Linked DNA regions of Homo sapiens: region 2 is linked to region 1. A link is an interaction called in ENCODE POLR2A ChIA-PET data of the cell type or tissue named here. Cell type or tissue: IMR-90. All regions are shown on one strand. Each heading gives the region's core, and the rest is flanking DNA. Links, peaks and the distances in the headings are about the cores only. Region 1 overlaps EFNA5 (ephrin A5). Region 2 has its middle 34 kb from the start of EFNA5.

Region 1 (16,400 bases), core at 5,919-9,918:
CCTTAGGTATCTAACAAATCTTTAGTAATTTTATATAGCCTTAATCATTTTAGTAAAATTTCCCAACTGTCACTTTGGGTTAGTTCTATGGCAATTGACCTTTAAAAAAAAAGTTTAAACCCACTGGCAAATACAAAAATCCTTATGGTTAAGTAGTTTCATATTTAATATAGAAGGTCTGTCTATATTTATGTCAACAGAAGGCAATGTAAACCCACAGGGAAGCTTTATTGGCTCTAATATGGTATTAGAACAAACTATCCATCTTACCTCTCACATGCTGTCCCATAGTAAGCCTCTTTTACTGGTGGGAAGAGAGTATTTGTGACTTTTTTTTCCTAGTCACTCCCTTCATAGCCATAGATTAACCTTTCCAATCTACTGCAAAGATAACAGGCATACTTACTAGTGTTTATCATAGCATACTCTTAATTCATGGGGTTTGGTAATCACAACTTCATTTTGTAATCACATATTAATAGTATACATAAGACCTGGTTTGGAATTCAGTCGTGGAGTTTGGGTTAACTTCACCTAGAGCTCTTGCATTACCATTCTGGGCAGAGTAGGCAAACATTGGCAAGCTCTTGAGTGGTTGATAGGATCAGGACTCTGCTCACAAGATATACATGGGTCACATTAAGTAGATTTGCACTGCAGCCTGAATATGGAGTTTTAAGACTGCAATAATCAGTGTTGGAAGACGATTGGTTTTTCTTGTTATAAATTGCTAATTAGTATTGAAAATCTAACCTGTTTTGTTGAACAGCCTCTCTTATTTTCTCTGAGAAAGTGGTTTGGACAGTAATCTATTTATCTCCATACCCCTCTTCCCTCTAGTTAAAATAAAATCTAGAAACCTCTGGGGACTCCCCCTGTTGAGTTGTGCTTGGAAGGAGCTTTAAAACAGTGCCTCCAAACTGAAGTAAATATTGACTGGGTCTGGGGCTTGAGCCCTGCTCAAAGCCTCCTATTGTTCCTCCTTAGTCAGCACTCCAGAGCGGGCTCAAGTATGCATGTGTTAGGAAGAGAAGAAAGGCTGTGGAGGGAAATTAACAGGGCCCACAGCCGAACTCATAAATGCACCATATAGAGGAAAGGGAAGCTGACTACAAAGCCAGCTGGAGCTTACACTGGGTTATGGAGAACTTAGGAGACTGAAGTGCAGAAACGCTGACCAGTCTGTCTGCTTTAGTGAAGTTTAAGGTACACAAAGCTGCTTGTCTTGGTGGGTCCAGCCCATTTCTGAGTGAAACCTTTGGGTCAGTGATGCTGTCTTCTCAAGGAGATGTAAATTGCAGCATTTTGGTGAACTTGGAAGAAAGTAAAAGGGTAAACCCTCAGATTCCAGAATGATGCTTCTCCCTCCCTGGTACCTGTTCTGATGCCTCTGTCAGCCTTCCCTCTTTCAGCTGTCATGTCGGATTACACACTCTCTTGGGTCTCCTAAGTGCCTTGGCATCCCTGGGGCATCAGATGGGTGAGGGAGAACCATATGCCATTTGAAATGAAAGTTCTGAAGAGGAGATGTTCTTATTATATGAAAAATTTAAACTATTTTTTTTTAGAAAAAGAAAATTAAATCATTTAAATATGGAACAGATTCCCTTGTTTAAAGTGGAGTACTTTGAGAAAAAGCTGCTTGTATTTTTACCATTCAGTTTAAGAACCCAAACAAACAGCTGGCTGACTTATGTTTTAGTGAAAACCATCCCGTACATTTACTAACTAGAAAAGTAAACATCCTTAAAAAGAAATTATTGTGTCTTGACTACAAAGTAATTGTTAATAAATACACAGTAAAACCAATAGCATATTTGGATTGTTAATTCATTTCCACTGATATTGTAAGCATGCTTTTAAATTTGTAGTCTTCTGTGATATTTGATGTGAACATATCAGTGCTAAAGACCACATGCAGGCAAATACCAGGACAATTAGAAAATTCTTTGACTGCCAAGGCAATCATCAAACTGTTCTGCTTCATTCAGGCCACTAATATATTAGAACAATAGTGTCACAATAAAGCATGAAATGCTATGGACAGAGAGAGAGAAAGCACATCTGTTCAGGGGTATCAGAAACTACTTTCTGGAGAGGAATAATTTAGTCTAGACCTTGAACAATGGATATGATTTTAAAAGAGATGGGGCAAGTAGCTGAAGAATATTCCAGGGATCCTTAGGAACAGGAGCAAAGGCCTACTGGCTGTAACCTTGTATATGGATTTGGGGAATAAACAGAAAGTAGTTTATTCAGGGTGGAGGGGATCTAGTGAAAGTACCTGCAGCATGGGCTGAAGAGGTAGGTTGGTCAAGTTGTGGAGTGTGAATTTAAGGTTGTGATTTTTGTTTTTGACTTTTTAAAGACTTTATTTATTTAGAGCAGCTTTAGGTTCACAGCAATATTGAGAGGATGGTACAGAGATATCTCATATACTTCCTACTCCCACACATACACGAGGCTGCATTTTTAGTAGGGGAAGGAGGACCATTATATTGCATTGTTCTTTGTAACAGATGGATTAACAGGGTCTTAATATGTATTAGAATTGTTCTGCACTGTTGTATATCTTAGCCACTGTTTAATTGCTTTGTAAATATAACAGAATACTGGTAAATGTTGAAGATCTTCAAATTAGGCTTCATTTGTAAGTGGTTAAGTGGTGAGATGATAAAAATCAGAGTAATTTTAATATTTCCAGATGAAACTTAGGGTGCTCTATTATATCTGAATTGTTTCCCTGACATGTGGATTAAGCAATTGTTTTCAAAGCTTTTTTTTTTTTTTGCCAAAAAACCATTGTTCACAAAAATCATTAGCGAAAGTCTAATGTGTAAAACGGAAAAACAAATGCCAAACCACCAAGCAAACATCAAGTTGTAGTTGGAGAGATTGGGCGGTCGGCTGTGCTCTGTTCCCAGGCTTCTTGAGAGGCCTGCGAGGACCCCCTATGGCTCTTTGAATCATGTTTTCAAAACCTTCCTAGTTAGAGTACAGGCTTTGGCATTTACTTAGGGGCGAATAGAAACAATGCTGTGGAAGAGATTCATTTTTGCTTTATAGGCCACAGAAGTACTTATGTGCCCCTCTAGGAATTGACTTGAATAGCTCCCATTTATTGAGCACTTACTGTGTCTGAGCACAGTCCTTTATAGACTAAATCATCATTTTTAAAAATCCTGACAAAAGCTCTTGTGAGGGAAGTATTATAATTCTTGTTTTGCTGCTGAGAAAACTGATTTTTACATACTTTATACTAGCCAAAGGTCCCTTGGCCAGTAAATGGCCCTTACCACTCAGCTGGGCTATGTGGAGTGATACAGTTTGTCTAACAGAACTTGATGAAATGTTGAAGGGTGACCTTGGGGCAGAATTTCCGAGGAGGTGTAGTGGAGGAGAATGGTAGGGACTATATGCTAATATGAAAAGAGCATTAAAAATGCACATTTTTATTCCTCTTTGTTGAGCATTTAATGGACTGAGGTAGCAAGCCATAATTTGGCATCCACTACAAATAACTAGTATAACCGGAGGTTAAATGTTTCGTGGACTGGTTCTTTGGAGCTAATTGTGAGGCCATGTGTATGTACAATCTGTATATACAACCAAATTGCTAGGGATTCACATACCACTGGCCCTTCTTGCCTGCATGCAGGTAAGCTTGGTTCCTGAAGGCTGGCAAAGGTATAGAGCTATTTTTGAAGACGTTCAGAAGAAATTCTGGATATTCCCTGAATAAAAGTTTTAGAATTTAGCAATCATACAGTCAGGAAATTTTCCTCTATAGTCAACCTAAATTATTTCACTTAAAGTCAGTTTTGGTTTACATAATAACAATATACCTTTACTTAAGAATTTTAAATGCAGATTTTGCTTTCTGTATTATAAGCACATTTTGAGCAAGAAATAATCATTTTTAAGCTATAGGGAACAATACATAGATGCTTGAAGTGACTCTGCGTTATTTTGTGTCCCAAATCCCTCACTTTCATCTTAGTTTCCCTTCCTTTTGTTTCATTCCTTCACAAGAGTTCTTGCCATAGAGTTTAACAGCCAGTAAATTCTTCCTGATTAGTTTCAAAGACAGAAGTCTCCTGATAGGCAGTGAGTGGATCAGGTTCTCACCTAATCTCCAGAGAGACAACAAGTAAGGGGAAGAAAGGGTTTGACACTTTATCCATTATGTACCTCTCTGCTTTGCCAGACTAACCCAAGTCTTTTCGTTGAATTGCGTGTCTGCAAACATTAGGCAATTCATTCCTTAGCATAGCTGTTTGTACCTCTGCAGTGGAAGTTGTTACCCCATCTTCTAATTTAGTTGTTTATATGGGTAATATTAGTATATGAGTTATACTATAGTTTATATATGTTATCTGCATTTTTGCATGTGTTCCCATTACTAGATTCTAAGATTCTTGAGGTCAGAGATTGAGTCATGGCAAAAACACCATACTCAAGGGCTGGCCCATGATGCTTAAGAACTTGAGGTGGGTTGGTTCTGGGTACACTTCTCTGCTCCTCCACTGACTACTTGCTGTGGTCCTAGACAAGTTACTTAATCATTCCCTGTTTCATCTTTCTCATTTATATATGGAAATACTAATCTATTTGTCTGATAGAGTTACTGTGATGATTAAATGATGTATTATTAAACATAAAGCATAGAAAAATGCCTGGCGCATAGTATGTGGTCAATAAATTTTAGCTATTAATACTTTCAAATGTATTTCTGTATTATTATATAAAAATACCATATAATTATACAGAGATATGTCAAAGAGAGAGCATAGTCTAACTTTAGAGTTGAGGTGACCTGGGATCAAATGCTGCCTCTTTTCTCCAACCCTCAATTTTCACTTATGTAAAATAGGATGTATAATTTGCAAAATTGTGTTGATTCAGTGAGAAAGTAAACGCATGTAAAATGCATGGTGCATAATTTTGGATCCATGAAATCTACATATTATTCATTTTTATTATTCTGATTCATTAACATGGAGAATTAGTCATTTGACGATTAGCCTATGAGTTGTCTGCCCATAGTGTGCCTCTCTTCATTTCAATTTATTGGCTACCTGTTGCCAGATGTTTTGCCAGCCTAACTAAATTCATGTATTGATTTGTGAGAAAATTATTCTTTTTGATTTTATCAGTTTGGAAGATGAAAAAATATCTTTTAAAAAAATACCAAGGCCTGGAGTCAGGTTTTTTATTTTCTACCAACTAGATGTTTACCTTAATCAAGTCATCGATTGCTCTGGGACTCTGTTTTTCATCTTTACAAGGTGATTGAATTAGTCGATCTCTTAGGCGAGAGCATCTCACTTAGAAGATCCGAGATGTGGTAAGGCCTTGACACTATTTAACTGTTTGACCTTGGGCAAGTCACTTAACCTTGGTCAAGTCGTGTTTCCTCATCTGTGAAATGAGGGGATTGTTGTCTTCTGGGAGGTCATTTTCAACTTCATTAATCTATCAGCCTTTAAAACTTCTTTTTTAAAAACTTATGATTTACTTCTCCCCAACCCTCCAACTTTGTTTTTTCAGTTAAGAGGAACTAATACATACATATTTACATTGTGTAAACTTTTGAAGAGGACACAGAAGTTTTCTTTTTTACTTTCAAACATGACTCTAAAGATTTTATTAAAAGGATTTTTTTTTCTGTTTTGTTTTCAGACATGGCTTTAAATATTTATATCTGGAAAACCACACTGAAGTTACAATTAGTCAGTAATAAAAATAATGTGTGACATATATTCAACTACCCAAACCATCCAACATCCCTTATCAGAGTTGATGAGTTGAATCCTGAAGTTTGACGCAGGGAGATCGCAACTGTGCTGTATCTGAGTAAACTCTTAATTTAGACTAATTCTAAGAATTAAAAATGGTTTTAAAAAATCTAAGTGCTTCAAAAGAAGAAAAAGAAGAGCCTAGAATAAAATGTTTTCAATTCACAGCTATAAAATGTACCACAAGTTGAAACTATTTGGTTTTCATTTGTTTTCCCTTTGCATTTGGAAGGAAGTAAGAAGTAGAATAAGAATTTTTAAACATTGGGTACTTGTATATAGTATTTTAATTCAGCAAACAATTATGCAATATAAGTATTTTAGTTACATAAATATGACTCCATTGTCACACCCTTTTATTGCATGTTTTGACAAAGCTCAACTAATTTTATACATATCTTTCATGTGATTATTAAAAATATATAAATAATGTCATAGTAAACTTTATAATATGAAATGAACTTTTCAAAACTTGCTTTAATAATCAGTGAGAACCTAAGTGAATAAGACATGTTGGTTCTTTAAAGTAAGTTCCAAGATGCCAGTTCTCTTTGCAAGAATGATTTAGGCAAAAAATCAGTTAAACTTTTTTTCAGTGAAACTTTAAGTAAGTTACTAAATGCGTTTGCATCAAGATGATGGTAAGTATAGAAATAGATATATAAACAGAAATGCCTAAATATTATCTAATCCACCTGTTTAATGCCCTTCTTGCTTTGGACAGCTTTGCTTATAGACCTCATTTATTGGAGTTGCCTGGCCCACTCAGGGTCTGTTTTCTCTGCAGTTTCTAGTCAAATTATTCCTAATCAGTTTCATGGGTAAATTGGACTGGATTCACCCCATTTCCTGTGACAGTGTGAGTTTTCGGTGGACTAATCACAGTCACAGAGCACAGTGATGTGTCCTCTTAGAGGTTAGGCTTGTTCTCATCCAAGTAGATTGATTTGTGAGCAGCAGCCATTACCGACAGTAAAATGTGTGTTTGCTGGTGTTTCTGCATTTAGTAATTTGTTGGACATGAACTGAATGTTTTTCATTTCCTTGTTATCTAATAAAAGCTGTTCAACTTAACTTAATCCAAGTTGAACTTTTGTGGAATCTATTTTATTCCTCTCCATTATTTTATAATTCTGTAATCTTAAATTTTTTGATTATCAGAATGAGCATTAAAGTAGGTCTGTTTTACTAATAATTATTTCCAGTTACCAATATAGCTATTTTCATTGAAAGATATTCATAAAATAAGAGCTCATTATAATTGCAATGCCAGTTATGGGGCTATGATTTTGAACTATGTTTCTCTTTTATAAATATTGAGTTACTGTTAATTTATTGTAGACAGTTATACCCACGATGCATTGTGAGATGCTGAAGAAAGTGTATATAGTAGCTACATATTTACACCAAGAAGTTTGCTTGTCTGGCTCTTAAATTTCCAGAATTGAATATGATAGAAATAGGTTGATATTTTGTTAAGATGCAAAATAAATCATTTTACTTAAATACATACATATACTGCATTTTACATAATCTTATCAACTATATTTCATTTTCTTGTGTTTTATATTGTCAGGGTGATAACATCACAGAGATGCTATTTTTGAAAAAATTTTGCATTATAGGGGCTTTATGCATTTCATAATTGTCTTTGATATGTTATTTAAAATATGCTTAATAGTTGCCTACAATGTACTGACAGTCATATTCAAAAGTCTCAATTTCAGTGGAATATATATAATAAAATACTATTTCTGGAGAAACTTAGAGAACTGACCCAAATGTCTGTACTTTTCTCATACAGGAAAATCCCATACAATGAAGCTTTTTAAATAAGCTTTAAAAAAATTTATTTGTGGTCAAGGACATTCTATATTAAGAACCACTTTCAGTGATAGTACCCACTGATAGTAAGTAGAAGTATCCCCCTCACCATGTAAATATTTTTTTCAGAAGCAGTTGAATGTTTTCTCAACAGCTTCCCATTTCAATAAGATATGCACAAAATGAGTCAATATGTGTGACCCTTTCTGTCTCAGTGTTTACAGGGAGATCCAGGAACTCAAGTAGATTTGTAAAAGGAAGAACTAGTACCAACATGTTTAATCAGTATTACCCTTTACTATCCCTCAGTAATATTTATCTCACCTCACTGGACATTAATACCAGATACTTATAATCTACTTGGTTTCTTTTTGTTTACAGTAGTCAACATAGTGCTTGGCACACAGTAGGCATGTTGTAGAATTTTTAAAATATGAGAATGATAATGCCTTTAAGCATATAGTATCTTTAAATTTTTCAAAAATATTTTGTATATAAGATGTACGACATGTACACCATGATATATGTATATCATGTTTTGATATACAGAGTGAAATAATTACCATAGTCAAGGAAGTCAGTTTATCCAATCTATCCCTTTTAGCATACTTTCAGTATACAACACAATATTACTAACTATAGTCATCATGCTGTACATTCCATCTCTAGACTGCAACTGCGTACTCTTTTCCTATACCTTAGATACTAATTACTAAGCATATAGTGTCTGTTAGATTCTGCTCACCTATCATTTCACAGAAAAAGAGCTGTGCTTTAGTTAACCAATTTTTTATTTGTTAATTGGAAGCCAGAGCTAACCTATGATTATTCTTCACAGCAGAAGTGTAAATAGATCCTTATCCATTGTTTCTCTCAGCTGCATTGGTCTCAGCCTCTTAGGTATTTGAAAAGATAGATTGACGATGGCAAAACAGGTGACGGCTTCAGGCCACAGGGAATATGTGGTCAAATGAGTTTGGCTCTATTACTGGTACTGAATCCATATTTATCTGGAGAAAACAATAATAGCTAAGTAGCTAATTTGATCAAGGTTTAGAATAAGTCTTTTATTGTTGTTTTAGCAATCTCCAAATCAAGAGTTGCATCTTTAAACATGCCTAACACTTTTAAACATTTGGGGGCTGTTCTGTAAAGAATTCATGACTTTAAGTATATGTAATATCCATAAGATGTGAATGAAAAGAACTACCCCTGCCCAATCTTTCTGAAGTGAGAATCAGACAAAAATATTTATTTGTTCTGGTGTTTTAGGGTAAATTTAATGACTAGATTGACTATAAAACTTGATTCAGTATAGTGTGAATAAATTGGTTTAAATGGCACTAAAAACACTCTTATACATACCAAGATTTGCTAGATATAAATTTGGCAGAGTTATTAACATGTGAATAGTGAATGCCACTTACAAGGACTTTTAAACAAATTATGAAGGGTAGTACAAATTTAATTCGGTCAGTTGGGAAAAATACTTTGGATAAAATACAGGTGAACAGTTTAGTGCTACACAAGTTTAAAGGTAGCCCGGAAATTACTTCAACTTCTACAAGGCAGATTTACTGATCTTTATGTCCCCTTGTTTGAAGCTTTTCACATAATAGATATATATTTTCTGGATGTATTTAACCCATGTCTGGATAGCTGAAGACATTTGTAAGTCATGGCATTATATAATTGACTCTAAATAACTAATGCATGTGGGGCTTAATACCTAGGTGATGGATTGATAGGTGCAGCAAACCACCATGGCACATGTTTACCTAAAAACCCTGCACATCCTACACATGTATCCCAGAACTTAAAATTTGAAAAACAGAACAGGCCAGGCGTGGTGGCTCACGCCTGTAATCCCAGCACTTTGAGAGGCTGAGGTGGGCAGATCACTTGAGGTTGGGAGTTCGAGACCGGCCTGACCAACCTGGAGAAACCCCATCTCTACTAAAAATACAAAATTAGCCAGGTATTGTGGCACATGCCTGTAATCCCAGCTACTCAGGAGGCTGAGGCAGCAGAATTGCTTGAACCCAGGAGACGGAGGTTGCAGTGAGCCGAGATTGCACCATTGCACTCCAAACTGGGTGGCAGGGCAAGACTGTCTCAAAAAAACAAACAAAAAACAAAACAGAAAAAAGTAGACAGTAGTCACTTAAAATTTGTTGAGGAAATTCACTTCTTAAACTCTTGATTGAGCATCTATTATGTGTCAGTTACCAACTAGGTAATTAACAAAGATTTTTTGATGACAAAATAAACAGTTATTCATGAAAAAATAACTGGATTTGTCTGCTTGTTACAGCAAAAAATATACAAGTTTCTATTTACATATGAGATTTCTTTGGATGCAAGTATTTTTTCTGTTTAATGAGCCTATTCCGATAGACCATGTTTTGTTCACTAATTTGAATAAATAATTTTTGAAACGAAGCAAAATGTTCTCATTTTTTTCTACATAATGATTCTTTTTTTTCCTCATTTTTTAAGTAAACACTAAAGTTTTTCTGAAGGTTACTAGAAGATAACAAGTAGCAATATAGTATTTGTCTGACGAATCTGAGCCAAGGTGACTATTTATCACTAATGGAGGATGACGACGACGGATTTAAGAAGTCATCCCCTGTATTGTCTCCAGCACAAAAACCTTCCGCCTGCATCTTTCAGCTTGTATCGCCACTTCTAAAGGATCCATGGGCAAACTGCTGAATTTTTATTAATCAGCTTAACTTAATGAGATGAAAAGACTTTTCCCAAAGAATGGAGAAGGGAGAGACAGATACTGAGAGCTACTCTAATTCTTTTCCATGAAAAAAACATTTTCCTCCCTGATTTTCTAGGGAAGACATGTTCAGTTGTTTCCAGGTAATTCATCCGAAAAGTCTTTCTAATTTTCACACACAGACTTTCTCTAGCCATGTGCTGCCTTTATTATTATTATTATTATTATTATTATTAAAGAAAATAGACAGCTATAAAGAAGAATTAATGAGAGTTGAGGGGGGAAATACCTTTGGGAAAGAAGGCAGGAAAGCTTAAGCTGATAAAACATGACTCTTTTTTGATGGGGGCTCTCTTTGGATAACTTGCCCTTGTCTAAATTCTTCTCTCTTCTGGTCCTTCCTGTCCCCACTCCCCCATTCACTCCCCCTCTCGTCAAGCTTACTTCATAAATGGTACCAGCTGGAGATCTTTTAGTGGCATTCAGGGATTACTTCCCTTCGGGGTTTTAATAAGCCCTGATGCTTGAAACACAGTGAAGGTGCTTCTGGAGACAATCACCTTTCAGGCTGGGACCATGGGACCCTTTTGGGGGCCCAGATGGTTGTGTCTGGAGAGCACCCCAGGATGTGCTGCAGATGGCAGATCACTGAAGCAGGGTGTCCACGGGCCTGAATGATCAGGAAGCAATCAATAGAGGGATGGGTTTCTGTGCAGTCAATAGAGGGTGCTTCCTATGATTTCTCAACCCACTTGACTCACAACCCACAAATCCTCCTGTAAATGGTTGGATTTGAATCTATGACCAGCCAGAATTGCTACCACTAAAGTCCATACAGTCCAGTGCTTATCAGAACCCCTATGATGGGACCCCCACCCCTGCACAATGGGGGCACTAGCATGGCAAGATTCTGATTTCATTTGTTAGATCTACTTAGGAGTTATTTAAAGGACTAAGTCAGCCGGTGCAGGGGCATCCGTGTTAGAAGAGAAATGTGCTGTTGCCTCCTGTTGTTTTTTGAGGCCCTCCTAATAGTTTTCTTATATTACCTACTGATTTGTCTCAATATATGCCTTTTAAAATTTAGTTCTGAGACTCAATCAGGAAAAGTATATAAACATGGTACCACATGGGGCCTTCAAGATCGTCTAGATTAGTTTTTTTTTTTTTTTTCAGGTGAGGAAATGGACAAAATGACATTTTAGATGACACACAAAACACAAATCTGTCTTCTCATCTATAATTTCTAAGATTTTTCTTCTTCCTACTCTCCACCATGGAACTCTGTTTAAAGTGATCCCTAAAAGACTTAATAGAAAATCCTAGTGCCAAGGAGCTTCCTTTAAAAACCATGACCACTCCCCGTATTCTTTCTTTCTCTCCATTTTGCGAACATTTTACTTTTTCTTCTCTCCTCATACCATCTTCTACCATCTTGGTTTCATGTCCTTCAGGAAAGTAAAAACACACATATTTTAGAGAATGCTATAACTGCCCAATTAAGTGGTGATTAAGTGGTGATATTCTCCAGTCTATGAAATATTTTAGAACTCACTTGCGTTCCAGGGAAAGAAGTCTTGTTTTGGAGGGTTGAGAATCGATCGATTCACTCTTGACATTCCTTGGCTTTTTTTTTTTTTTTTTTAGTTGACAAAAATTGTATATATCTATGGTCTACAAAATGATATTTTGATATATGTGTATACATCATGGAATGGCTAAATCAAGCTATTTAACATGCATTACTTCACATACTTATTTTTTGTGGTGAGAACCCTTGAAATCTGCTCTCAGCAATTTTGAAGTATACAATATATTATTAACTATAGCCACTATAATGCACAATAGATCTCTTGAACTTATTCCTTCTGTCTAAGGGAAAGTTTGTGTCCTTTGACCAAAATCTCTCCAATCCCTACAGTCCCCTCCTTGGCCTTTTAAACAAAAGTGAAATGTCTCATTAAGTAGATTTGGGAACACAGGAAATAAGATTGATTATGATTTTACTAAGTCATTGAATGATGGTGATAGAGGGTGTCTCTTAAAATGCCATCTGTTTGGGCCAGGCCTTCTCTGCCTTGTCTCCACTTAATCCAGCTCATGGCTTTTAGATACTGCCCTTTTTTGACAGTTTTGACTGGGGAAAACGAGAGTATGGGCAGTTTTAGGCTAGCCATTGGGTTGAGCATGGGCTTGATATGGAGCTGGAATATAGGAAACAGCTGTTCTTTGTCTGGGTGGACAGTCATTGATTTTTAAATACTTGGGCCTCCTGTTGGTATAAAAACCCATTTGTGCCTCTTTAGATTAAGGCTAATTTTTGTGGTAGTGAGTGCAGATGCAATGAACAGATGCTGTACACTTGCTTTGGCTTTTATACATATTTATACTTTAAAATGAAATTTAATTAAAAATTAAATGCATCATTAGGTCATAAAAAGAAAATCCTTAAATAGAATGTATTGCATCAAATAAAATCATCATCCCAGAATACCTTGGGAGTTGATGTATTAATAAACTTCCTAGACAAAAGTGAACTGTCTATTATTTACTAGGATTTTATTTTTCTCCCCTGTAGGTAGTCCACAGCCTACCATGCTCTTGTGCATACAGTGATTTCCTGAAACCATAGTAACCTTAATCAGAAAATTATAAGCACTGGAAATTGATGATTACTCATTTTCTCCGACACAAGGAAAAGCAGTTTCCAGAATGTGTGTGAGCTTTATTTCTACATTTTTTTTTTTTTTGAGACAGAGTCTCACTCTGTTGCCCAGGCTGGAGTGCGGTGGTACAGTCTCTGCTCACTGTAACCTTTGCCTCCTGGGTTCAAGTGATTCCTGCTCCTCAGCCTCCCGAGTAGCTGGGACTACAGGCACGTACCACCATGCCCAGCTAATTTTTTGTATTTTTAGTAGAGATGGGTTTCACCATGTTGCCCAGGCTGGTCTCGAACTCCTGACCTCAAGCAATCCACCTGCCTTGGCCTCCCAAAGTGCTGGGATTACAGGTGTGAGCCACCGTGCCCAGCCTATTTTTAATCATATCCATACATTCTATCTATCTATCTGTCTGTCTGTCTGTCTATCTATCTATCTATCTATCTATCTATCTATCTATCTATCTATCTACCTGCCTACCTACCTACCTACCAGGTTGCTAAAATTGAAACTCAGAAATGTAAGAGAAGTGACCTGGTGTGGCCTGCTTGGGTATACCCACTGGCTCCCTAGGTCCTGGTCTCCTGGGGAAGGAGAGACACCCAGGTTGTTTGTGATTGACCTTGCATGTGGCAGCATTCTCATTTGTCTTTCAAAGTATCTGTATAGCGGTTACCTCTGTGGTTAGGAAAGCATTTGTAGCTTAGAGCTGTAATACTGCAAGACAGTCCGCTCACCTGCAGATAATGTTTCATTAGCCTCTTCCAAATTGACAGGGCTGGCTGCCTCCATGTATTCCTCTGGTGAAGCTGAATGATCTCTCTGTTTGTTTTCTGTGTTCTTGTTACTGGTCACTTTCAGTAAGGATTCGCCCCTCAGGCCTTATTAAAGTAACCAGATAAACAAACTGTACTTCCAAATCAGGAAGACAGAAGACTTGCTATCACTAAATCACATTGGTTTTATAATGTCACGATTATGAACTTGTTTTCACTATAGAAGTAGCTTCACATTAAAATAACATTTACACATAATTCTACAAATCATTTTGGGATTTGAGCTTTTCTCATATGCTTAGCTATTAATTGACTGAGTCTAGCCTTTTTTTTTCTCTTAACATTGATATAATGAGTATTCTTCTCATACTTCTGGAAGCAGGCTGAATGATACTGAAAACTATCCTTGTCAAGGGCTGCATATATTATCATCGAGATTAGCCATCCTGTTCCTGGGCACTTTAGTTCAATGGGAAACCACCTTCCCCCAAAGTTTCCGTTACCCAGTGTGTCTGGGAAATGCAGATTAAAAAATGGCGTTAAGTCTCAGCCTCTCAGTATCTTTGATATATTAATAACCACTGACAGACCAAGATGGAGAAATCTAGTTATATGAGGCATATCCCAAACCTCCTATTTTCAAATACTGACCTACTGTTCCTTATTGTTAGACACCTATATTGTTTTCAGTTTTTCATAAGTGACACATAAATAACTTAAACAATTTTTTTGGCTTAAAGCTTTTCTTATATTTTAGTATATCTCTAGGGTGCAGTATTAGGATTATGGGATCAAACTATTAACATGGTATAATTCTTAGTAATATTGTCGGTTTATAGTTTCATTACACTCTTACTGGCACTGGGTTTTTTTTAAGAAACAAAAAATGTGTTTTAATAGACATTTGTTTGATAATGAAATGGAGGCTTATTTGTTTACTGTTTACAAAGGCACTAATAATTGGTAACGCTTGCTCTTATTAACCTATGCCATTAGAAAAAAAATACTACTACCAGCTACCACACTGCTGAGTTGAGCCCTGTGCTGGGCACTTAATACATTTATAGTCTGCACAATAGCCTTAAGATAAACAAATAAAAATTACATAGCACTTCCCATGTGTCAGTCTCTTTTCAAGCACTGTGCATATGTAAAGTCATGTAATTTGCCTAATGACCCTATGAGGTAGGTACTATTACTGCCATCTTCATTTTGCAGTTAAGGATACCAAGGCATTGAGAGATTATTGGATGAAAGTTACACCTTTAGTAAGTGACAGAATTGGAATTATGAACCGTGGAAGTTGGTTCCAGAGTCTGTGCTCTTAAGCACTTCACTGAGCTTCTGCTGCTAGCACTATTGTTTAAGCAGGTATATGTCATCTTACCGAATTTACCAAATGAATGCTGCCAATTCACTGCTGCTCCTCTGACTTTTTCCAAATTAGTTGTATTCTAGAAAATGTAAATAATAACCCCCCATTTTAAAATTCTAACTTATGTAGGTTATTCTGTGTGTGGTGGGTATGGGATAGAGAAAAATGGGAAAATGTTAAATCACCGAAGTAATATGTTGTGTTTTAAATGAAACGCTTTTATAACTGAAGGCTGAATTTTTACTACCTGAGTGCTTTCTATATGCTTTTACAGTATTCTGCAACACACCACATGTATCTTTTTTCTATTTTATTAAATCCATTTATTTTAATTGACAAGTAAAAACTATGTATTTATGGTTTACAATGTTTTGATGTATGTATACATTGTAGAATGGCTAAAGCAAGCTATTTAACATATGCATTAGTTCACATACTTATTTTTTTGTGTGTGTATATGTGTGTGTGTATGTGTGTGTATAGTGAGAACGCTTAAGATCTATTCTGTTAGAAATTTTGAAGTACATTCATCCCTCGGTATCCGTGGAGGATTGTTTCCAGAAACTCTATGGATACCAAAGTCCTCAGATGGTCAAGTCCCTTATATAAAATTGAAATGGTATCATGTTTGCATATAACATATGCACATCCTTCTGTATAATCTAGATCATCCCCAGGTTACTTATAATACCTAATACAACATAGATGCTATGTAAATAGTTGTCATACTGTATTTTAAATTTTGCATTTTTGTATTGTTATATCTTACTTTTTTAAAAATATTTTTGATCCATGCCTGTTTGAATTTGTGGTTGCAGTAGGTCAACTCTATACAATGTATTGTTATTAGCTGTAGCCACCATGTTGTATAATAGATCTCTTGAACTTATTTCACTTAACTGAAATTTTGTGTTCTTTGACTAACATCTCTCTACTTTCTTCACCCACCCGCCCCAGTCCCTGGAAACCATCTTTTTACTCTCTCTCTATGAGTTCTACTTTTTTAGCCTCTGCATATAAGTGAGATCACGCGGTGTTGTATCTCTGATAAGATTTCTTGTGTGGATTGGAAAGCAGGAACCCTTAGGTTATCTATGATTAGAAGTAGTTGAAATGCAAAAGTGGACTAAAAAAGTAAACTGTTGGCCGGGCACGATGGCTCAAGCCTGTAATCCCAGCACTTTGAGAGGCCAAGGTGGACGGATCATGAGGTCAGGAGATCGAGACCATCCTGGC
Region 2 (16,400 bases), core at 5,568-9,567, 59 kb before region 1:
TTATCTAAAATACATTGACTTGGGTCATTTAAAAGTCTGTATTTATTTAAATAACTGGGATTTATTCATTTCAGCTAATGATTTAAAAATGTAATTTAAAATTCAGGAGAGGTTAATTTTTACCTTGTTGGAGAACTATTAATGAGAGTTTCAGGTATCATTTGGAATGAAACATAAACTCAGATTGTGCAGTTTTGAAATTATGCCCTGCAACTTGATATATACTTTCAATATAAAAATTCACAAAGTGAACTCAATTTGCCAGTGCTACAGACTACTGAGGGCCAGTAGTATTTTATTGACTGTTATATTTGGTGGAAATATAACTCTGGTAAGACTGATTTGGGATTTTATTTAATTTGAAGAAAGTTTTCTAGATTTTACTATTACTGAGGGGTTTTTTTTTCTTGTCTGCCATAGCCTATTATTACTGTCACCTCTCTACAAAATGCTATTATGATTCCCATATTCAAATGCATTTTCAATTTTATTCATATTTTTGAGCTACTGACAGCTATCAGTCTTGTGACAGGTAGTATTTATGGTAATATACTCAAAAACTGTTTGAAAGAAGAGAAAAGTGAGTGATTTACGTCTTGGGTTTAAGAGGTTACATTTGATTTCATTGTAATAAGACACTTTGAGACAGACTTAGTTTTGCTGCTGTGAGCCTGCTGGAGTTATTATGCCATATTGAGCAAAAGCTTTTATCCATGTTTAGCCAAAAGACATATTCATTCCTGAAAAGAACAATTTCCATTGTCGTTCAAAGAATTGACTTCTTAGTAGGTTTTTGGGAGAGACTTTATCCTGTTAATGCCTTGCTTATGTAATACAAACATAGGAGAGACTCCCAAAAATACATTTTAACTGTAAGAACAATTCTTCCAGACTTCTGCTTTTTGATTTAGTGATGAACTCTTCGGCTATGTTTTTCAAACACAGCCATGTTTAAAGTAGTATATGCTTCCTGTTAAGCCTTTTGACCCTGGTGTTTTCACTTATCTTTCCATTCACAAATGTTCCTTCATGTTGACATGTATAATTTGTTAAACAAACAAAAGTAACAACAAAAGAGGAAAAGCGTTTGAAAATTGTTTGTCCTGATATGCTTAATTTATTAAGTTTTTACACATTAATAAGAAAAAGAGAAAAAAAAGCCACAATTGAAACTTGGGAAAACATCATGAATGGGCAATTCATAAGAGGAGGACATAACATGGCCAATAAATATATGAAGAAATGTTCAACAATATCAGAAACATAGAAATTCAAAATTAAAAACCAACAAGTTACAATTTTTTTCCTTTTGATTGTTGAGGATTTTATAAAAATGATAATTTCCTTGCTTGGCTACAGATCAGTAAAACAGCTACTTTATGCAGCACCTAGTGTATTTGTGACAACATTTCTAAAGGCAATTTGGCAATAAGAGCCAAATACTTTAAAAATGTGCAAATATTTCACATTGTTGTTATATTTTATATCATTTATCATAATTTTTAAATTGAAACAAATTTAGGGATTAACAATAATAGAATGGCAAGTAAATCATGGAGGATCTATATGATGAAATATTATGCATTAAGGGTGATATTATGGCCAGGCATGGGGGCTCACTCCGGTAATCCCAGCACTTTGGGAGGCAGAGGCAGGTGGATCACCTGAGGTCAAGAGTTCAAGACCAACCTGGCCAACATAGCAAAACCTATCTCTACTAAAAAATACAAAAGTAGCTGGGCATGGTGGCATGCACCTGTAATCCCAGCTACTCAGGAGGCTGAGGCAGGAGAATTGCTTGAACCCAGGAGGCAGAAGTTGTAGGGAGCTGAGATCATGCCACTGCACTCCAGCCTGGGCAAGAATGTGAGACTCCATCTCAAACAAAAAAAAAAAAGTGATTTTATAAATCTACACTAGCTACATAAGAAGAGATCCACAATATTTTCCACTATTAAAGGAAAAACATTTACTTAATTTTTCTGTATGATATCAGTTTTGCCCTCCAAAACGTGTATATGGTGACAGAGAAAAAAGAACATAGAATTCTTAACTATCGATAGTAATCATCTCTGTGCTGAAGAATCATGGTTGATTTTTTTCTCTGTGTCTTACCATATTATCCAAATTTTTATAATGTACAATGATTTATTTAAGATGAGCAGAATTGATTTTGAAATGATAACATGCAATATTTTAAAATGGATCAATACAGAGGGTTAAATGATAATAAGTACTGTGACATATCAAAAGGTCTGGGTCAAACTATTCCCACTTCTCTTACCATTTTATTTTTGTTAACCACCAAGGACCATATTTTTTATGTTCTTTCTCAAATAGACCATCTTTTGAAACTTCATCTACCAAATAAAAGTATGTAAAAGTTAATGAATATGTTTTCTCAATTTTGTTCAAAAAATTATAGTGGCCAATTATAGGTGAAGAAATAGTTGTTATGAAGTGTGATGAATGAGTATATGTGGCATCTTGACTGGGCCATAAGGTGCCCAGATATATAGTCTAACATTATTCTGGATGTATCTATGAGGGTGCTTCTGGCTGAGATTAATAATTGAATCAGTAGACCCAGGCAGGCAGATTTGCCCGTCTCTCCCAGTGTGGGTGGGCCTCATTCAATCAATTGAAGGTTTGAAAAGAATACAAGACTGAGTAAGAAAAAGTTCTTTCTCTCTGACAGTTTTCCAGCTGGGACATAGTTTTTCTTCTGTCTTTCCACATGGATTCGAACTAACACCATCAGCTCGCCTGCTTCTCAGACCTTCAGACTCAGATGGAACTACACTATAGGTTCTCCTGGGTCTGGACTTCTCAGCCTCCATAATCATGTAAGCCAGTTCCTTGTAATAATCTCTCTCTCTCTCTCTCTCTCTATATATATATATATACACACACACACACACATACACACATATGTATGTGTATATAACTATATATAATGTATGTGTATACATATATACATATAAACGTATATCTAAACATGTATGTATGTATATATGTATAAACATGTACAAACACATATATGTATATATGTATACACACACATACTATACGTATATATGTATACACACACATACTATACGTATATATGTATACACACACATACTATACGTATATATGTATACACACACATATATACGTATATATGTATACACACACATATATACGTATATATGTATACACACACATATATACGTATATATGTATACACACACATATATACGTATATATGTATACACACACATATATACGTATATATGTATACACACACATATATACGTATATATGTATACACACACATATATACGTATATATGTATACACACACATATATACGTATATATGTATACACACACATATATACGTATATATGTATACACACACATATATACGTATATATGTATACACACACATATATACGTATATATGTATACACACATATATACGTATATATGTATAGCATGTATACACGTACACACACATATACGTGTATGTGTGTGTGTTTGTGGTTCTTTTACTCTAGAGAAATGTACACCAGCCAGGTGTGGTGGCTCATGCCTGTAATCCCAGCACTTTGAGAGGCTGAGGCAGGAGGACTGCTTGAGCCCAAGTCCCAGTCTCTACAAAAAATAAAAGAAATTAGCCAGGCATAGGGGCGCATGCCTGTGGGCCCACCTACTTGGGAGGCTGACATGGGACGATCTCTTGAGCCTGGGAGGTCAAGGCTGTAGCGAGCCATGAGCATGTCACTGCACTCCAGCCTGGGTGACAGAGCAAGACCATATCTTAAAAAAAGAGAGAAAGAGAGAAAAAGAAACATACACGAGGATGAGTTGACAAAAATGGACCAAAAAACACATCGATAGTATTGTAGCACTCAGCAGCCTTGTTTTGGGATAGTATGCGCAAGTCCTTTGCAGGGTTAGAAGAGTGAAATCATCAGTGGCAAGGACTACTGTGACATGTGATAAGCATGTTTGCCTGGAGAAACTAAATTTTTAAAAAATCTAATTTTTTATTGACTATCTCACAATATTTTTTCTGCTTTCTAGATAACTTTAACTTTATTTTATATGAAATGTTTACATTTTATTTATCCTTTTTTAAATAACTATCTCTTGTTCTCCATCTTTTTAAAAAAAATTTCACTATTTCATAGATGTCATATATGTAGCCTCTTGACTCTGTGAGAAAAATAATTATTGTTTTATCTGTGTTCTGTTTTAGAGGTTTTCCTCAAATGTGTGATGACCTTAGCTGACCATTTTTTTTTTAAAGAACTTCTAACATTTTTCATTAAGGAGTAAGTAATGTATATTCATTAATGCACGATGATCTTAAATGAACAGTTTGATAAATTTTTGCATATGTATAAACTTATATAACAATATCCAATCAAAATATAGAATATTTCCACCCAGATAATAACCTCCAGAGGTAATCACTATCCTAACTAATAATACCATAGATATTTTGGGCTTTACTTAAACTTCATATAAACAAAACATAAAATATATATGTTTTTCTAAGTAGTTTTTTACTAAAAATGTTGCCTATGAGATTTATCCATGTTGTTACATGTAGTAATAGCTGATTCTTTTTTTAAAAATTGTAATTGTGATTACAATTACTATTATTATTCTAAGTGCTGTTAATTTAATAACTATTGTATAAATATTCCACTGTGTATACATGTTATAAATATTTTATCCATTTTCCCATTGATATTTTGATAATTTTCAATTTGAGGCTATTATGAAAAAAAATACTATGAACATTCTTTTACCAAGTTTTGGTAGACGTATGTACCAAATTCTCTTGGGTAAATACCTAGGAGGAGAATTCCTGAGTTGTGTGGTAGGTATGTGTTTAGATTTGGTGACACTGATGAACAGTTTTCCAAAATAGTTGCATCAATTTATGCTCACACCAGGTAACAATGTGTAAGAGTTCAAATTACTCCAGATCTTCCCCAACACTTGATGTTGTCAGTTTTTTCAATTTAAGCCATTATGGTGGTTTTATGGTGACTTCCCATTGTCATTTTAGTCGTATCCCTGATGACCAATGTTAAGTGCATTTTCCTATGTTTTTAGACATTTCCGTATACTCTTTTGTTGTATTTGTTTTCAAGTCTCTCAGTCATTTTTACAAATTAGGTTGTCTTTTACTTATCTGAAGGAGTTCTTTGTATGATCTCATTAGCGTTTTGTCAGACATCAGATATTTATTACAAATATATCCATCCTATTTGTGTCTTTAGTTTTTATTGTTAATAATATCTTGTGATGAACCAAGTTCCTTAATTTTAATGAAGTCCAACATATCAATTTACTTTTTTTTTTGGTTAGTGCTTTTCGTGCCCTTTAGGAAATTTTTTCTACTATAGGATCATGGATATGTTCTCCTATAAATTCTTCTAAACACTTCATTTTTTTATAATTAGGTGTATGATCCATCTTTAACTAATTTTGTGTATCTTATGAGATAGAGGTAAAGGTTTACTTTTTTCACATACATATTCAAATGATGTTTTCCTCAGTCTCCATTGGTCTTCTGCACACACTACCTAGCATTCAATCAAAGATAATAAGACACAAAAAAGCAAGGGAAAAGCAACCTACTATCAAGAGATAAAGCGGTCCACAGAAATAGACATCAAGAGTGATGCCGTAAAATCTAATTGGAAGTTCTCTGTACATGGATAGGATGTGTAGACAGTTAGGCACTTTGTGGGCTTCAGGTATTCAGCTGGCTTTTATATAGGAACCCATGATGTCAGTTAGTGCAAGTATTGTTTTAAGGAGATTCAGTTTCTGCCATAAAGAATCTTCCAATCCTCTGCCCCACTTGAAGGGGTAAAAGGGAGCTAGTAGCCTGTGTTTTCTTTCTAGTCTTTCACCTAATCACTCTGTTTTAGTCCTGTCAATCACTCCTTCTACCTTCCAGTGAAAGTGCCCCCAATTACAGAGCCTTTTCAAGGTTTGGAGGGGCAATTTAGCTTGTTTGTCATTGATACTCCCCTTTGTATAGCCGTGAGAGTTAGATTCTCTGGATTTATGTACCAGTTCTACCACTTAACAGCTTTCTTGTGAACTCGCTCTGCCTCAGCTTCATCACCTATTAAATGGAGATAATGTTACTTACCTCACAGCATTATCATAATATTAACTAAAATAAATTATGTGAAGCTTTGTAATAATGCTTAGCACATAATGAATGTTCCAAAATTGTTAAGTATTATCAGCTCTTTCATTCAGCTTATTTATTTACTATTCCATTTGCTTTTATCTTCCAAAAAATGTGTGTGTCTTTAGTATCTCCTCTCACATTTCTTTTGTTTTTTTAAATTCCTTTCCTATAATTTTTAGAAGATTTATAAAGAAATTTAAAGTAAAAACATGTTCAATACACATATTTAATGAAAACTTATTCAACTGACAAATTCAAAAGTTTAAATTGCTGCAAAGACTCTTTTTATAATTATTCCAGACCATGACTGTAAAGTCACGGAGCTACATGATCTCTAAGGTTTGTTCCAGATTAAATTTTATGAATGAATGATATAAAAAATCATGCCCATGAAAACAATGAATTTCATACTTTGAAGAAAGCTAAAATCATTTGTTTACATTTTTCTCTGTTTTCCGAGTACTCAGATTCCTACCTGATTGGATATTGGCTGGTTGATTGACAGGTGTGAAAAATACTTTGGGGCAGCTCTTTGGAAAAGACATGGAAAGCTATATAAATTCTTTGATCAAATTTAAATACCCTTAAGCAACCTCCATTAACCTTGAATACCTCAAGCTGTTCCCACAGGCTCTCAAACTTACTCAAAGCTCAAACCATATTTAGTGTAAGAACAAGTCCATCCATAAAATTATATATATATGTGAGTCAGTGTTGTTTCAATGGATTTAAAAAGTTTGAATAAAATATTTTTTATAAATATAATTATGGTATTAGTACCATATTTTATATCTATATTATTTATGCTAATTATGCTAAATAGATTATAGTTAATATAATACTATATTAAAAGATCATATTATTTTATTCATGTTAAAAAATATTCACAAGCAAAATAACATTTAGGTTTTCTCTTTGTTGCCTCTATCAGTTTTAAAGCAGTAGGTTATTGATGTTTTTGTGATTTTTAAAAAATCAATGAATGATCTAAAAGTTAGGGGCCTTTATTAATTTTTCTCATAAAACTTTTCTTAAAAAAATCACATTGTGGCTGCATAACATTTTCTAATTGTGTGCGTATGCATGTGAATACGTGTGTGAATGTATGTATGTTTGTTGTATGCATATGCAAATATTCGTGTGTGTGTGTGAAAGAGAGTGAGAGACATAAACTGAGTCATAATGACCCAGCCTCAGCTGGGTTTAGTCATTTTGTGTTGCTCATATGCACTTAAAATTAAATTCAAATAGTTTTAAGGTGAGTCGGGGAAATACAAAACAGAATAATGGAAATAAGGCAAAGAAAAATAGGAGGGGGGATCTCCTAGCAATTAGCTATTTCAGACTCAGAAATGATATCCCAAGAGAAGCTGAGAAGGCTCGATCACTTGAATCATTCAAAATTGGACTGGACTAAGCCTGGAAGAATATCCCATTGGGAGTAATCATGCTTTGACAGAGAAAGACTGAAAGATCTTTTCCAATTCTAATTGCCATGATCCTGTGTAATTCAATTTGAAATGGCCTCACTATTCTAATTCACAAAGATCCTATTTTTACTAACTCTTTCTTTTTCATAATCCTGCTTCTGATATCACTACTCCTTTAAAAGGAAAAAGAAACCCTCGAGCTTGGTTTCCAAGTATTCATTGAATTACGCCCCTTATTTCCTTTTTCTTTTTTTTTTTTTCTCCAGACGGACTGTTGTGCAGACTCAGGCAGCTCACTCGGGGCTGGGCAGCAGACAGTGATTATCGTCACCCCCTGCTTTCATCCATTACGGCGGGTGTTAGCAGGTAAGGGTGAGGGCTGACAAAGAGGTTTTCAAAACTGGTCAGCATAAATGCTTCCAGGAGGCCAATTCAGGATAATCTATTGAAATATGGATCGGAAATATGGCTAGCCCAGGCTGAATACCTCTATCTGTTGCATTTAAGCCAAAGTAACAGAATGCTTTCATGGGGGAAAAATAACAAAAACCATAATTACATGTGGAGAATTGTCTGTTCATATCGTTTGGGGTTAATTTCGTGAAATGGTTGCCATTCTGTCTGGGTCCAGCGTCTGTCTCAGCCACTTTATTTGTTTTGAGATGCTTCAGGGGTAAGGTCCCTGGAGACTTGAGTCCTGGAGGCCTTCTGGTTTCCAGGAGCCAATTTGTGACAAGATCAAAGGGGTCTAAAGTCCCAAGAGCCTGAATTACACTATGGAATTTACTGGTATATCTCATTTTACAGAGCACTTCCATGTTTGAAAGGTATTAGGGAGTAAATTTTAGTGAATCGAATTTTATTAACCCACTAACATACTATACTTCCCATTGGTAATGGTCCCTGGACTCTAGCTTTCATTTTTCCTTGTCTATCTAGTAATTAATGATCAAAATTGAAGTGGAGCCATGCAGTGAATTTCTTTATAAGCCAAGAATGCTTTGTAACATCAGTGTTTTCTTTCATATATAATTTTTATTAAACAATTTGAGGAAATGAAGAACTAAAACAAAAAAATTCTGAAAATTTGAGGTAGAATTTCCAAACACTTCCAAAACAGTAATAATAATACCTTAAAATTCAAACAATTATACACAGATAATATTTAAATTCCTGGAGTGAAAAAAGCATGCTACTAATGCTAATTTTTTATCTTGAAATATTTCAAACATATAGAAAAACATCAACAGTAATATAACAAATGTGTATTACATACCATTAAGAATTTTAATATATGAACAGATTTTCTTTATTAATTAAAAAAATAAAACCTTGTGCTTAGAGTTGAAGAATGTTTAATCTCTTCCCTGGTATTATTTTTCCTTCTCCCTCTCTAAAATAACTTCTGTCCTGAAGTAGAAGTATATTCTGACCATTTATTGTCTATATTTTTACTATACTTATATGAATCCCTAATTGGTATATAGTATTTTTTCGTGAGAATTTTATTTTCTACATCTTATTTTCATTCAATATTTTATTTTTAAGATCTACCCATATCAATACATGTGGATTAAGATTTTAAAAAATTTAATAGATATGGAACATTCCATTACTATTGACTTATCCTATTCCATTATTATTTACTTATCCATTATTTTAATAATATGCATTTAGGTTGCATCCAATTTTTCACAGCTGTACTGTGCAGCATGTCTCCTTATGCATAAATGTTCAAATTTCTTTAAAGTCTATAACAAGAATTAGATTTTCTGGATCTAGAATATATGCATCTTCACCTTCACTGTATACTACCAAATGCTCTCTAAATGTATTGCTCTCACCAGCAATGATGTAGTCAAATTGATAAACCTTTCCCTTTAAGATTTATGCTTTCTGTGTTTAGTTTAAGAAATCCTTCCATCCCCGAATTATAAAAATATATTTGTTGTGTGTTCACATTTGTGTCTTTAATTCATTTGGGATTTATTTTGGAATACGACATGAGGTAGGGTTCTAATTACATTATTTTCATATGGATAGCAAAGTTACTTACAACGCCCACTGTCTTTTAAGGTCTCATCTGTATATAGTGAGGTCTGATGTAAGAGCAGGTTCTGTGAATCCATTCATGGATGTGTTGACCCTCTCCTAACACCACATTATTTTAGTTGATAAAGTAGTACACGAACTCATGATATCTAATGGAGTGAATCCGTCCTTTTTGTTTCTCTTCTTCAAATTTGTCTTGGCTGTCCTTGGACCTTTGTGCTCTTATATGAATTTTATCAGTTTTTAAAAAAAATCTTCAATACAATAAATTGGTAATAAAAATGTGTAACATCTATCCTACTTATATCAAACCACTAAATCTAATTTATTGGTCATTCATCAATATTAAAGATATCCTGCCATGTCCTGACACTTAACATCTTTGAAAAATAAGCTTATCATATTCCCTTTCCTCTACAAATAATTACTTTCTGTTTCAGCAATTTTCATGTGATTGCCACTCTCTCAATTCATGGGCCTCTAATATCCATTCTGCACCAAGTTTAGAGATCCAGTCCTTTCTGTTGTGCCACCGGGAGATTACTTTGTAAATGTAACTTCTTTTCAATCCTCTATTATTTTTCACTTCAATCAATTCTGCACAGAACTGGTAAAGCAATTGCTTTACTGTTTTAATCATGCCACTTTTCTGCCCAAGCATGTAGATTCATATTTGCCACAAGGCTTGAGTGACTCTCAGAGACCACACATCCTATCTCATGGATGAATGACTTGAGTCCCAGAGAGGATTTGCCCTGCCCAGAGTGTCACACAGCTAGCCAGGAGAGGAATTAGGACCCGGAAGGTAAAGCCTAGTCTAGACTTCAGGTCTTCTGATTCTTGAACGAATTCTCTTTTTGCCTTTTGCACTGCTCTACCAAAGCTTCGGATAGCATTCCCTACATTATAACACTGGATCAACTGTACTTCATATAAATTCCTCAAATGAAATTCCCTTTCTTAGTCTTACCTCAAAACATTGACTTGTTCCTTCCTACTGCCTTGGAAATACAAGCTTCCATCTTGTAAGCCAGCCTCCTTACTTTCCACTGAGTTACGTCTCAACTTCTTGGAAATGTGCACCTTTTTCAGGATGTAACTACTGATGCTACTGCTACTACTACTCTTAACAACTGCAATATGACCCTCACTTACTATACTTTACCTGGCTCTTGAGAGACATGACCTCAACTTTTCTCATTCCACAGATGTGGGATTTGAGACCCAAAGAAGTGAAGTAACCTGCCCAAGTTTACACAGCTTGGAGTAGAACCCGAGTTTCTATGGACTCCAGAGCTCATGAGTTCACCACTTTTCTGTGCCTCCTAACTCTGTAAGTATTTGGCACTCTTCAACTCCAGATTGCTCTTGAATTCAGTTGCCTTTACTATTAGCTGCTTTGGGTATGTGCTGAACCTTTGTCATAAATGTAGGCTCTAGCCTTGCAGCTAGACAGTCTATCCTCTGAATACAGGATCATTGAAAACTTTCTTTAGATTGTCTAGCTCCCCTCAGGGCAGCTACTATGAAGCCCTGCTCTGAGCCCTCCTCTGACTGATGAGGGTTTAATTAGCCTAGAGATTCCTCTGTGACAACCAGCCAAGAAGCTTCTATGTTGAAAAATCTCCCATTGTGCCAGAGACTAAAACTGAGACTTATATATATATTTTTACAACAAGGTGAATAGAATGCCACTGAGAAAACACACTTACTGTATTTCAGCATAATAACTTCTTTGCTGTTGCATAAAGACCAAGAAAAAGCTCTCTCTCTCAACATAAGTTACTGTTTCTCTAGCTAGTATTATATACCATTAATTAGAAACCCAAATTCTACCTATCGTGTAAAATGTATTACAAAAATTATGAGGAAATATTTCTTCAAAAGTAATTCTGTGAGAGTAAAACATAAAAGCATATAAAATTGCTGAAATGAAGAAAACACAAAATATAATGCAGTGTGAGGTCCACTATTTGCAGTACTCCAATTCTATTTTCCAGGAGCTTGGATGAGAGTGCTCAGTGGCCAGGCTTGGACAAGGAAGGAAGTTCTGTCCTCATTCCACTTCATCTTGGGCAGTCATCTTGCAGCAAGGAAGGGCAATGAGCAATGAGGCTCAGTTCCCAAAAGCCTGATTTAAAGGACAATTTTAATACTGTTGGGGTTTTTTATTGTAAAATTTACAAAACAGATTTTTAAACTAATAGACTGTTTTTAAAAATTAATTGATTTTTTAAAAAAATTAATAGACTTTCATTTTTAGAGCAGTTTTAGGTCTATAGAAAATGTAAGTGGAAAGTATGGAAAATTCCACCCACACCCTCTCCTACCTCACCTTACAGTTTCCCCTATTTTTAACATCTTGCATTAGTGCAGTACATTTATTATAACCGATAAACCAATATTGATACATTATTAACTAAAGTCTACAGTTTACATTAGGGTTGACTCTTGTGTTGTACATTTGATGGGTTTTGAGAAATGTATAATGAAAGGTACCTACCATTACAGTATCATCAAAACAGATAGTAAGCTAACAAAATTTCACAAAAAGAATACTAAAAGATAGCATGTTGAAACATTTAACTGTGCTGAAACATGTTAAATCAACTAAAACTCAACCCAAAACTTAGTGAACTTATTCTTTATAGTTCCTTTCAGACAGAAAAGCAATATAGTAAAAATTAAATAGTCTTTTCTTTGAAAATTGTAGTTATTTTGATAAACAGTGCTGTCAAAACAGAAAATATGAACACCACATACTCTAGTTCATTCTCTTTCCTGTGCTGCTCTCATGGTTTGGTGTGAATACTTCATAGTTAAAGTATGTCTTCCCTTGAGGATCACACAGCCATTTAATTTCTGTTCTGGCATTTGACCTATTGTGTTTATGAGGTTCTACTGAGAGATGGAATTGATGATTTCTTCCATAACCACAAAGAAAAAATTGAGAGTTACTGATTTCAAACCACTATTATAACCTTTCAAGTTTTTCTGGAAAAATGTTTTCTTTCCAAAATGAAAAGAAAAGGAACTCCTTATTAAATGTCTAACTTTTCTGTATCATCACATCTTTCAATATGTTAAATTCACCTCAGACTTGGCTGGAGGAAAGTTGGAGTTCCTCATCTGTAGTTTGGAATCTACCAGGAGATGTCACTGGCTGGCCTAATCTCTATTGGTTCCTGCCTGTTCAGGCATTATTTTCAAGGAGAAGAGTGGATTTTCCATCTGGGGCCTACCCCTCCTGTCCTCCACAATAACTTTCTTGTCAGTATATATTCACTGTTCATGCTTCAAAGACTGTCCTTCTCAACCCCCAGATGCCGCTGAGGACTCAGAAGAAGCCAGTGCTAATGCTTTCTCCAGTTTCTCTCCTCTTGTGTGAACTGTGTGAACTGCCACTTTAAGACTCTCTTGGAGAATCATAATCCAAGTTGCGAAGTCCAACAATTCCTCTGGAGAAATGGTTCTCAACTGGGGGCAAATTTGGGCCCCAGGAGACATATGGCAATGTCTGACAATGTTTTTTTGATTGTTACAAACAGGTTGGGGAGAGAGTCCTGCTAGCATCTAGTTGGTAGAGGCCAGGGATAATGCTGAACAGCCTGCAGGACACCCCGAACCCCATCAAAGACCCAAAACGTCAATGGTACTGAGGTTGAAAAACCCTGGTCTGGAGTTTTAATCAGTTGGCCATTTTTCCCATCCCATGTTGAAATATTTGTATTTAAAACATTACATCTGGTTTATTTTTTCAAGATAATGTCCAGTGTACAGTGGAAAATGATGTGTTTTCCTATCACTTTGCTCAAGAATAAAGCTGTAATATTTGCAAAATAGATAACCTTAGTTGTCACTCAAAATGTAAACTGTCATAAGGGATAAGAGATTAACTGATTTCACTGTCAACCTTTACAGTGTCATTATTTTTCCCTGTAACTGTCTGCTTGATATCCTTGCTGACGAAGATGTTTTAAAATGGAAGACAATTAGAGGCTTTATGTTTATGAAAAATGAAGTGTTCACACACAAAAGAATGCACAGTGGACCTTTTATGGGATGTTTAAAATATCCTTTCATTAAAAGATTTTCTTAAGTGGCTGTTTGTCACTTAATAGGAATCCCCGTTGTTGCTACTGTTGTTTTCATGCATAAATACCAGCATCTGTAGGTTTCCGGGGTGTTCTTTAGAATTTCACACCACTTGACTTCATGTTGGGTTGCCTCAGATGATTTTTCAATCTTAAAGTCACATCACATAAAAGCATATCTTTCAATACACTACAAAGACCACTGGAAACTGGCAGCCAGAGAACAAGATTCTACTCACTGATTAGATGGAATTCAAATCTTTTTAAATGAGTTGCCAATATTCTTAAAAATTAGTAGATTGCTCATAAGAATCTAAATTATTTTTCTTTTCTGAAAAATGAAAAGATATGGCTTTTTTGGCCAGCATTCCTCCATGGCAACAGTCTACTACAGGAGAATGTATGCTTTAGACAGGTCTGGCACCTGCCAGCTTGCTCTAGTGTGCACCCAGCCTATTGGACACCTGTGGGTCTGCCCACTACAGTCATTTAAGGGGATAGACCCCTGCTCCATTGCAATTGAGTTCTGCAACTGCAAGTGCTTGTTGGTAAACGTAACCCAATCCTTGCTGCATAAACTAATAGAGCAATTCATATGAGAAGGAGCTGAGGCCATTTTGGAGGGTGGGAGAAAATGCGCTGAGAGTAGAGATTGAGCTGTGACTAAATGGAAGGGAAGGAGTCAAGGGAAGAGCCACACTATAAAGTAAAAGCAGATTCAGAGGCTCCGGTCTGCTTCCTAGTATCACCCCTGCAGAGAAATCTGAACTTTGGTGAGTAGAGGACAGACCAGGTAGTAAAAATGAAGGAAACTCGACTACATTTATAACCATGTCAAAGGCTCTTTGCCATTGAATTAGACTGTGCATCATCTTTGCCCCAAGTGGTGAGTTCTTAGTCCTGGCCTATGTTATTGAGAAATCACCACAAATATAAATGGAATCCAGGAAGAGCTCCATGAGGTAAGCATCAGTCCAAGCTGGTGGTATTATTAATACAATGTGTGGGAGTTAGGACATGAAGCAAAGGTAGAGAAAATGCAAACCCAGAATCAAAGGGCAAGAAATATCAGACACAGGCTTTTGGATTGAAAGTATAGAGTCCAACTCAAGGAGAAACGTTGAGCTCAAAACCTTACAGGACAGGTGGGACCAATAAGATGGCCGTTTCTGGCCCTTGCATTCCTTTGTGAGAAGTCTGTGATTTCGCTTAATCTAGAAGACCCATGGGTCAACTTGTTCCTCTGCTGGTAGTGGTCTGAGCCTCACACTTGGCTCAGTCTTCATTTGACAGTGCCTGATTCGCTCGTCAGCCATAGCACATTTCCTGTACACATCATGCTTGATAGACCATTTCTCTAGTCTTCCAGGGTCTGGGGAAGAGTCCAGGGTAGTCTGGCCACACAGAGCTTCAGGACACTTCCTTCTCTCCTTGCCCCCAAACAAGGCAAACAAGATAAAAAATCTTCAAGCTGTAGTCTCAACATGGACTCCAGAAACATGGAGATGAGAAGAAAAATTTCTAGGGGATTGGGATGAGGAGTGAGGTGAGGAAATGAGCTGTTTGGAGGATATTTAAGCCTTATCTGACGAAAGAGAAAGGAGAAAGACTGGAAAGAAAGACAATTGAGGAAGAAAAAGAGTGAAAGAATTTTGAAATTGTTGCTGGAAGACATCCTAGGTAAACATTATCCTAGGCTTGGCTTTCCTTAAATGTTATGTATAGAGTGACCATATAATTTACCATCCAAACCTGGACTCTTCTAAGAGTAAAAGTGGGAGCTATTAATAATTTTTCCAAGATAACAGCATGACTTGGGATTGGCCATGGCAAACCAGGGCATCAGATCTCCCTAGTTAGGGTCAAAGTAACAGTAGCAAAGCTTCCTTTAGATTCACAGCCCCAGGCTACTAACTAAATTGTAGAGGCCTAGAGGCCTGCAGGCATAACCAATTGCATCATGTGGAAAGTGAAGACTCCAACTTGGTTAGGAGGATGAGGAGAGTGTTTCTGTCTCTGAAGTCCCTGGGACTTTAAAAAATTTCAGATGCCCAGGAATTCAACTTGAATTTTCTGGATTGGGCCTAAACAAGTGTTTTCATTTTTTTAAGCTGCCAGTGATTCCAATGTGCAGCCTACCCAGAACTCTGCAGCTTCTCCCAGGCTTCCAGGAGACTATACCTTCTTTTGCCCTTTCCTTAATTGGCCTGTGCTGGCAAAGTGGTGGGCAAATCCCGCTACTAGGGAATTTCCTCCCTGTTTACCCGGCCCCCCACAATTCTGGGGCAAGAGGAGGTGGCGGCTGCAGCAAAGTAAGCTTGTGCATTTGAGCTGAGAATATGTATTTATTGTGAAGGACAACTGAACATTTAAAACAAACAAGAAACCTGAGTAAAACCTGTAAACCAGGTCTGCAACAGCTGTCGGCATCACAAGCACAAAAATGTAGGAAGTTATGCTTGCTTGGCTTGGTACTTTATCACGACATAGAGCCACACAGACACATTTATGCAATCGGTTGCTGTGCCTATTTCGTTTTCAGAGATGCCTACAATGAATCCACTTCCAGACCCTGATGATTTAATTCAACCTGTATTTATGGAGCATCCCCTAGG

What was found. ChIA-PET counts read pairs that join two places held together with the same protein. Peaks named below come from ENCODE experiments on the same cell type or tissue, not always from the same donor. Only the 100,000 strongest peaks of a DNase experiment are listed, where the experiment ranks them.
Region 2: POLR2A ChIA-PET joins it to region 1 with 5 read pairs; 4 of 35 experiments call an interaction of 5 or more read pairs at or near these places.

The regions. Positions count from the first base shown.
Region 1 is chr5:107,638,061-107,654,460 of GRCh38, reverse strand. The region is part of intron 1 of EFNA5 (ephrin A5); the gene reads left to right. Among named protein-coding and RNA genes, the nearest start is that of EFNA5, 25 kb to the left of the region's middle. In IMR-90, for the core only: no CTCF peak of the experiment used is centred there; no DNase peak of the experiment used is centred there.
Region 2 is chr5:107,696,807-107,713,206 of GRCh38, reverse strand. No RefSeq gene overlaps it. Among named protein-coding and RNA genes, the nearest start is that of EFNA5, 34 kb to the right of the region's middle. In IMR-90, for the core only: no CTCF peak of the experiment used is centred there; a DNase peak (open chromatin) is centred at 7,396.